Regions from separate parts of the Homo sapiens genome. Here region 1 is linked to region 2. A link is a loop called in an ENCODE intact Hi-C map of the cell type or tissue named here. Cell type or tissue: HepG2. All regions are shown on one strand. Links, peaks and the distances in the headings refer to the core of each region. The heading gives the core; the rest is flanking DNA. Region 1 has its middle 10 kb from the start of SFMBT1. Region 2 overlaps SFMBT1 (Scm like with four mbt domains 1).

The links. A loop is a pair of places that touch in the nucleus more often than their neighbours do. Peaks named below come from ENCODE experiments on the same cell type or tissue, not always from the same donor. Only the 100,000 strongest peaks of a DNase experiment are listed, where the experiment ranks them.
Region 1: a loop joins it to region 2, with 2.0 times the contacts of the local background. A loop is called at or near these places in 12 of 110 quality-filtered maps.

The regions. Positions count from the first base shown.
Region 1 is chr3:53,054,925-53,057,847 of GRCh38, reverse strand. No RefSeq gene overlaps it. Among named protein-coding and RNA genes, the nearest start is that of SFMBT1, 10 kb to the right of the region's middle. In HepG2, for the core only: a CTCF peak has its summit at 1,195 (motif pointing right); a DNase peak (open chromatin) is centred at 1,217.
Region 2 is chr3:52,974,401-52,977,323 of GRCh38, reverse strand. The region is part of intron 1 of SFMBT1 (Scm like with four mbt domains 1); the gene reads left to right. Among named protein-coding and RNA genes, the nearest start is that of SFMBT1, 70 kb to the left of the region's middle. In HepG2, for the core only: no CTCF peak of the experiment used is centred there; a DNase peak (open chromatin) is centred at 1,703.

The DNA of each region.
Region 1 (2,923 bases), core at 226-2,725, 81 kb before region 2:
CCGAGTAGCTGGGACTACAGGCGCCCGCCACCACACCTGGATAATTTTTTTTTGTATTTTTAGTAGAGACAGGGTTTCACCATATTAGCCAGGATGGTCTCGATCTCCTGACCTAGTGATCCGCCCACCTCAGCCTCCCAAAGTGCTGGGATTACAGGTGTGAGCCACTGCGCCCGGCCGACTACCTCAGGTTTTTAACTCCAGACTTGACAGAATGACTAGATAAAGATAGTGGAAAATGAAAACCGGTGGCCTTACAAGCAAGCTCCATCAGGAATGAAGATCATATATTCCAGGTATTATAAAATTAGTAATGAGAAAATTAGGATTCAATTGGCCACACTTCACTTTGTACAAAGCTACTGGGTAAAGCAAGATCTATGGGCATTTTCCCAATTTTGTCTGTACTATGCAGAAATTTCTTTCTTCTCAAATCCATCTAGTGCTAACACGTGGGAACCAAGTGGGGGCCTAGAGGTGGCACCATCAATTTGGCTGGTAAGCCCAGGCAGGAAACTATGAGACTCTTATCAACCAGGGAGATTTAACCGCTCCAGGCTGGGCATGGTGGCTCACATCTGTAATCCCAGCATTTTGGGAGGCCGAGGTGGGTGGATCACCTGAGGTCAGGAGTTCAAGACCAGCCTGGCCAATGTGGTGAAACCCCGTCTCTACTAAAAATGCAAAAATTAGCCAGGTGTGGTGGTGCATGCCTACAGTCCCAGCTACTGGGAGGCTGAGGCAGGAGAATCGCTTGAACCCGGGAGGCAGAGGTTGCAGTGAGCCGAGATGGTGCCATTGCATTCCAGCCTGGGTGACAGAGCAAGACTCCAGCTCAAAAAATAAATAAAAAATAAAAAAGTAAACTACTCTGTAGCTGTAACAGGCATCAAACAAACACATGAAATGTCCTTGTGAACATCTTGTAGCTTCACAGCAATATCCTGACAGTTATTGTATTACATTGGTGCAAAAGTAATCACAGTTTTTGCCATTAAAAGTAATAGCAAAAACTGCAATTGCTTTTGCACCAACCTAAATATGTAGACTATACCTTAATATGAAAGAAAGAATGGCAGAGTAGGGAGAGGCAGGGACTGTGACAGAGGGCATCGGACAGGCAGGAACTGTGGTCTCCACTCATGGTGAAAAGGTGGGGGTGTGAAGGACTCTGGGCAGCAGAGGGATTCAGGCAGTGCTTGCCTAAGCCCAGCAGGTGGCTATGGAGAGAGAGTATAGGAAGGTCCATGGTGGTATCTCCCTTTATCCTCTCTTCTCCTGGTTGGGCCTGCCTTGCCAAGTCCCTTCCAAGGGCCAGATGAACAGCCTTCTTCACAAACCTCCTGCCCTGGCTTCTCCAAAAGGGCCATGAGGGTCATGAAGAATGCTCTTGCCTGCGCTGGATGCCATGTTGAAAATAAGCTATCACCCAGGTTTCACCCTAGAGAGGTCAATTCCAAGGCCTGGGGGTCAGGTAGGGTTGAGGGGCTATCACTTTATAGATATGTGTCTTTTTGTACTTCAACTATACTTCAGTAGTATAGAAAAACAGAAACATTTTCAATCATATTCATTTCATTAAAATACTATTAATATTTTAATATCATAATTGTCTTTAATATCATTTAATATAATAACATGATTTAATATAATATTTTATGAGGGGCAAAATGATTATACTTCTTTGGCAAACAAAATAATTTAAAAATAGTATTTATCTCCTCTTTACTTCTTCTTTTTAACATTTCTATATTTTGTGTTTTACAATATATGTAATGTTTTATTAGACTAGTATAAATATATTAAATAATATGATTTAAGTATTTTGGAAGGCATACATTCATGTAGGTACAATATTTTGAAGGCCAGTACAAAAGGGAACTCTTGAATCTCCATCCCCTGGGCATTCTATATGATTGAAATAATATGATTTACCTTGCAATAAAGGAGTAGTTTAACATTAAAGAAAAAAAGAGGCCGGGTGCAGTGGCTCACACCTGTAATCTCAGCACTTTGGGATGCTGAAGTGGGCAGATCACCTGAGGTCAGGAGTTCAAGACCAACCCGGCCAACATGGTGAAACCCCATCTCTACTAAAAATACAAAAATTAGCCAGGCGTGGTAATGACAGGCACACGCCTATAATCCTAGTTACTCGGGAGGCTGAAGCAGGGGAATCACTTGAAACCGAGAGGTGGAGGTTGCAGTGAGCAGAGACTGCGCCACTGCACTCCAGCCTGGGCGACAGAGCGAAACTCCAACTCAAAAAAAAAAAAAAAAAAAAGAAAAAAAAGAAAGAAAGAAAAAGGAAAAAGAAAAGGAATAATCTGATACATGTAGAAACATGGATGAATCTCAGAAACAAACAGGACGCCTGACACAGCAGGTCACACTTGTAAACTCAGCACTTTGGGAGGCGGAGGTGGTAGAATCACTTGAGACTAGAGTTCAAGGCCAGCTTGGGCAACATGGTGAGACCCCATTTCTATGAAAAATAAGAAAAGATGTAGTGATACATGCCTGTAGTCCCAGCTACTCAGGAGGCTGAGGCAGGAGGATCACTTGAAGCCAAGAGTTAGAGGCTGCAGTGCACAATTATTGCACCAATGAAGTGAGACCCTGTCTCAAAACAAAAAGGTAGACAGGGACTGGGGCTCACGCCTGTAATGCAAGCACTTTGAGAGGCTGAGATAGGTGGATCGCTTGAGGTCAGTAGTTCAAAACCAGCCTGGCCAACATGAGAAACCCTGTCTCTACTGAAAACACACACACACACACACACACACACACACACACACACACACAAATTAGCTGAGTGCTGTGACTCACACCTGTAATCACAGCTACTCGGGAGGCTGAGGCAGGAGAACTGCTTGAACTGGGAGGCAGTGGCTGCAGTGAGCTGAGATGGCACCACTGCATT
Region 2 (2,923 bases), core at 241-2,740:
TTTTTCAGGCTGGTCTCGAACTCCTGACCTCGTGATCCACCTGCCTCAGCCTCCCAAAGTGCTGGGATTACATGCGTTAGCCACCGCTCCCAGCCTCCAGTTTTTTCTTAATACAGGCATTGCTCAAGCAAACATTTTGGTTCTTGCTACTTTGTACACATGGGGATGTTTCTCTGTGTATGCCCTGAAATGAGGACAGTTTAAACTCTTTCTTTGAAATTGTTGTGCTATTTATTTGCTTGTTGTCTCAGGATATTTTTCTGAAATGTATTGGAAGTGGAACTGGTGGGTTGTAGAGAATGCAAGTTAAAATTTTGATAGAATAAAATTTCTGTCTAAAAGGGCTATATCCATTTGTGCTCCTGAACTGATAATGACGGCTTCCATTTCTGCATGTCTTCAACTATATTCAGTGTTACTAATCTTTTGTTTTTGCCAATCTGGGTGAAAAATAAAATTTTAGCTGTTGAGGTTGAATATGTTTTCATATGATTACCAGTCATTCCCTACAATTATCGTTCATATCTGACCTTTTAAAAAAATGTCCATGTTATTAGGTTTGGTCTTATTTATCTAATAGGTGCTGTTATTATGGCTATTAATATTTTGTCTGCTATATACGCTGGAGATAGTTTTTTTTCTGTAGCTTGTTTTTTAAATTTGTTTATGGTTCTTTTTGCCAGTTGAAAGTTTTAAATGTTTATTTAGTCAAATGTATCCATTTTATGGCTTCCTTGCTTAAGGAAATCTATGCTATTCCAAGGCTATAACCATATTCACGTATGTTTTCTTTTAATTTCTTTGGAATCTTCTTTTTCATGTTTTTCTCTTTTAATTCACTTGGAATTTATTTATGTGGCAGCATAAAGTAAGGTTCTAATTTTTTTTCCTCCCAAAATGGATAGCCAATTCTTTAACACTATTTGTTTGTATCCTTTCACGATTTTATATGGAATGCTCTCTTTATCACAAACTGCACTCTCATAAAAATTGATCTATTTTGTTCAACTTTATTTTACTTTATTGATGTTTGTCTTTTCTTATGCTAATATTACACTATTTTGATTTGAGAAAAAACTTTTTTTGTAGAGATGGAGTCTCACTATGCTGCCCAGGTTGGTCTTGAACTCCCAGCCTCAAGTGATCCTCCTGTCTTGGCCTCCCAAAGTGCTGGGATTACAGGCATGAGCCACTGTGTCTGGCTTAATATTTTGATAGAAGGAACTTGCCTTGTGTCATGTTTTACAAAAATGTAGCTGGATTGTCCATTTTTTTCTCTTTTAGATGCATTTCATTTTATTTTTTGTTTTTTTGGAACACAGTCTTGCTCTATCACCCAGGTTGGAGTGCGGCGGCATGATCTTGGGTCATTACAGCCTCTGCCTCTCAGACTCAAGCAATTCCCAACTTCCTGGCTGGTTGCGTTGTGGCTCATGCCTGTAATCCCAGCACTTTGGGAGTCTGAGGCAAGAGCAGATCAACTCACCTGAGGTCAGGAGTTCGAGACCAGCCTGGCCAACATGGTGAAACCCTGTCTCTACCAAAAATACAAAAAGTAGCCGGGCGTGGTAGCACACACCTGTAATCCCAGTTACTTAGGAGGCTAAGGCACGAGAATTGCTTGAGCCTGGGAGGTGGAGGTTGCAGTAAAACGGGATTGCGCCACTACATTCCAGCCTGGGTAACAGAAGTAGACTGTCTCAAAACAAACAAACAAAAAAATTCTCAGCTTCCTGAGTAGCTGAGATTACAGGCATGTGTCACCACGTTTAGCTAATTTTGGTTCTTTAAATTTTTCGTAGAGATGAGGTCTTACTATATTGCCCAGGCTGGTCTGCAACTCCTGGGCTCAAGCTATCCTCCCGCCTTGCCTTCCCACAGTGCTGGGATTACAGGTGTGAGCCACTATGCCCAGCTTAGGTGCATTCTAAAATTATCTTATCAAGTCAAATACAGTGGCCTATTGGGTCAACCATAGAATCAGAAGAAAAAAAATGCCCTATTGGGATTTGGAGAAGAAAACCATTTCTCTAACACAATTTCCAATGGCCATGTATGGTGCATTGTATGCTTATGCTATATTTTACTTAACAATTTCTCATTGTTGTCCAAAATCTTTAAAAATATTGGCTCCACAGTTTCACTTTCTTTGTTTTCTTTTTTTCCAGTTTAGGTTATTCTTGAGTTTGGGTTTTGTTTAGAACTTTTTCAGTGGTTTTATAAATTTATTAGTACCAGTTTATTCAACTGAGATGGATTTGCCCTGTGTTGGGTTTATAAAATCATGAAAAGGTTTGGCTCAGATTTTTTTTTTTTTCTGATACAGGGTCTTGCCCTGTCACCCAGGCTGGAGTGCAGTGGCGCAAACTTGGCTCACTGCAACCTTTGCCCTGGGTTCAAGCAATTCTCCCACTTCAGCCTCCTGAGTAGGTGGGATTACAAGCATGTGCCACCACACTCAGCTAATTTTTTTTTTTTTTTTTTTTTTTTACTTTTTATAGAGACAGGGTCTTGCCATATTGCTCAGGCTTATCTCGAACTCGTGAGCTCAAGTGATTCGCCACCTCAGCCCCCCAAAGTGCTGGGATTACAGGCGTGAGCCACCGTGCCTGGCCTCAGATTTAATTTAGATGATATGAGTGGCTAAGATTTTTCTCGCAAAATTGAACTAAAACCTTGACTTTATCAGACTTTATTTTTTAATCTCTCTAGTCAGACATGTAGCAGTGGGTTAAAAGAATAAAAATGACATAACAAACAACTTAATGAAACAATAGAAGATTTCTGCCCCTGAGTTATGTTGGCATTTGACAAATGGAAGGACAACGTTTAATTTAGATAGACAAATAAAACATGTAGTTACAGTTGACTATAGTAAGAGTGAAAGGCTGACAGAAAACTACACCTGTTGGGGAATGGGAAC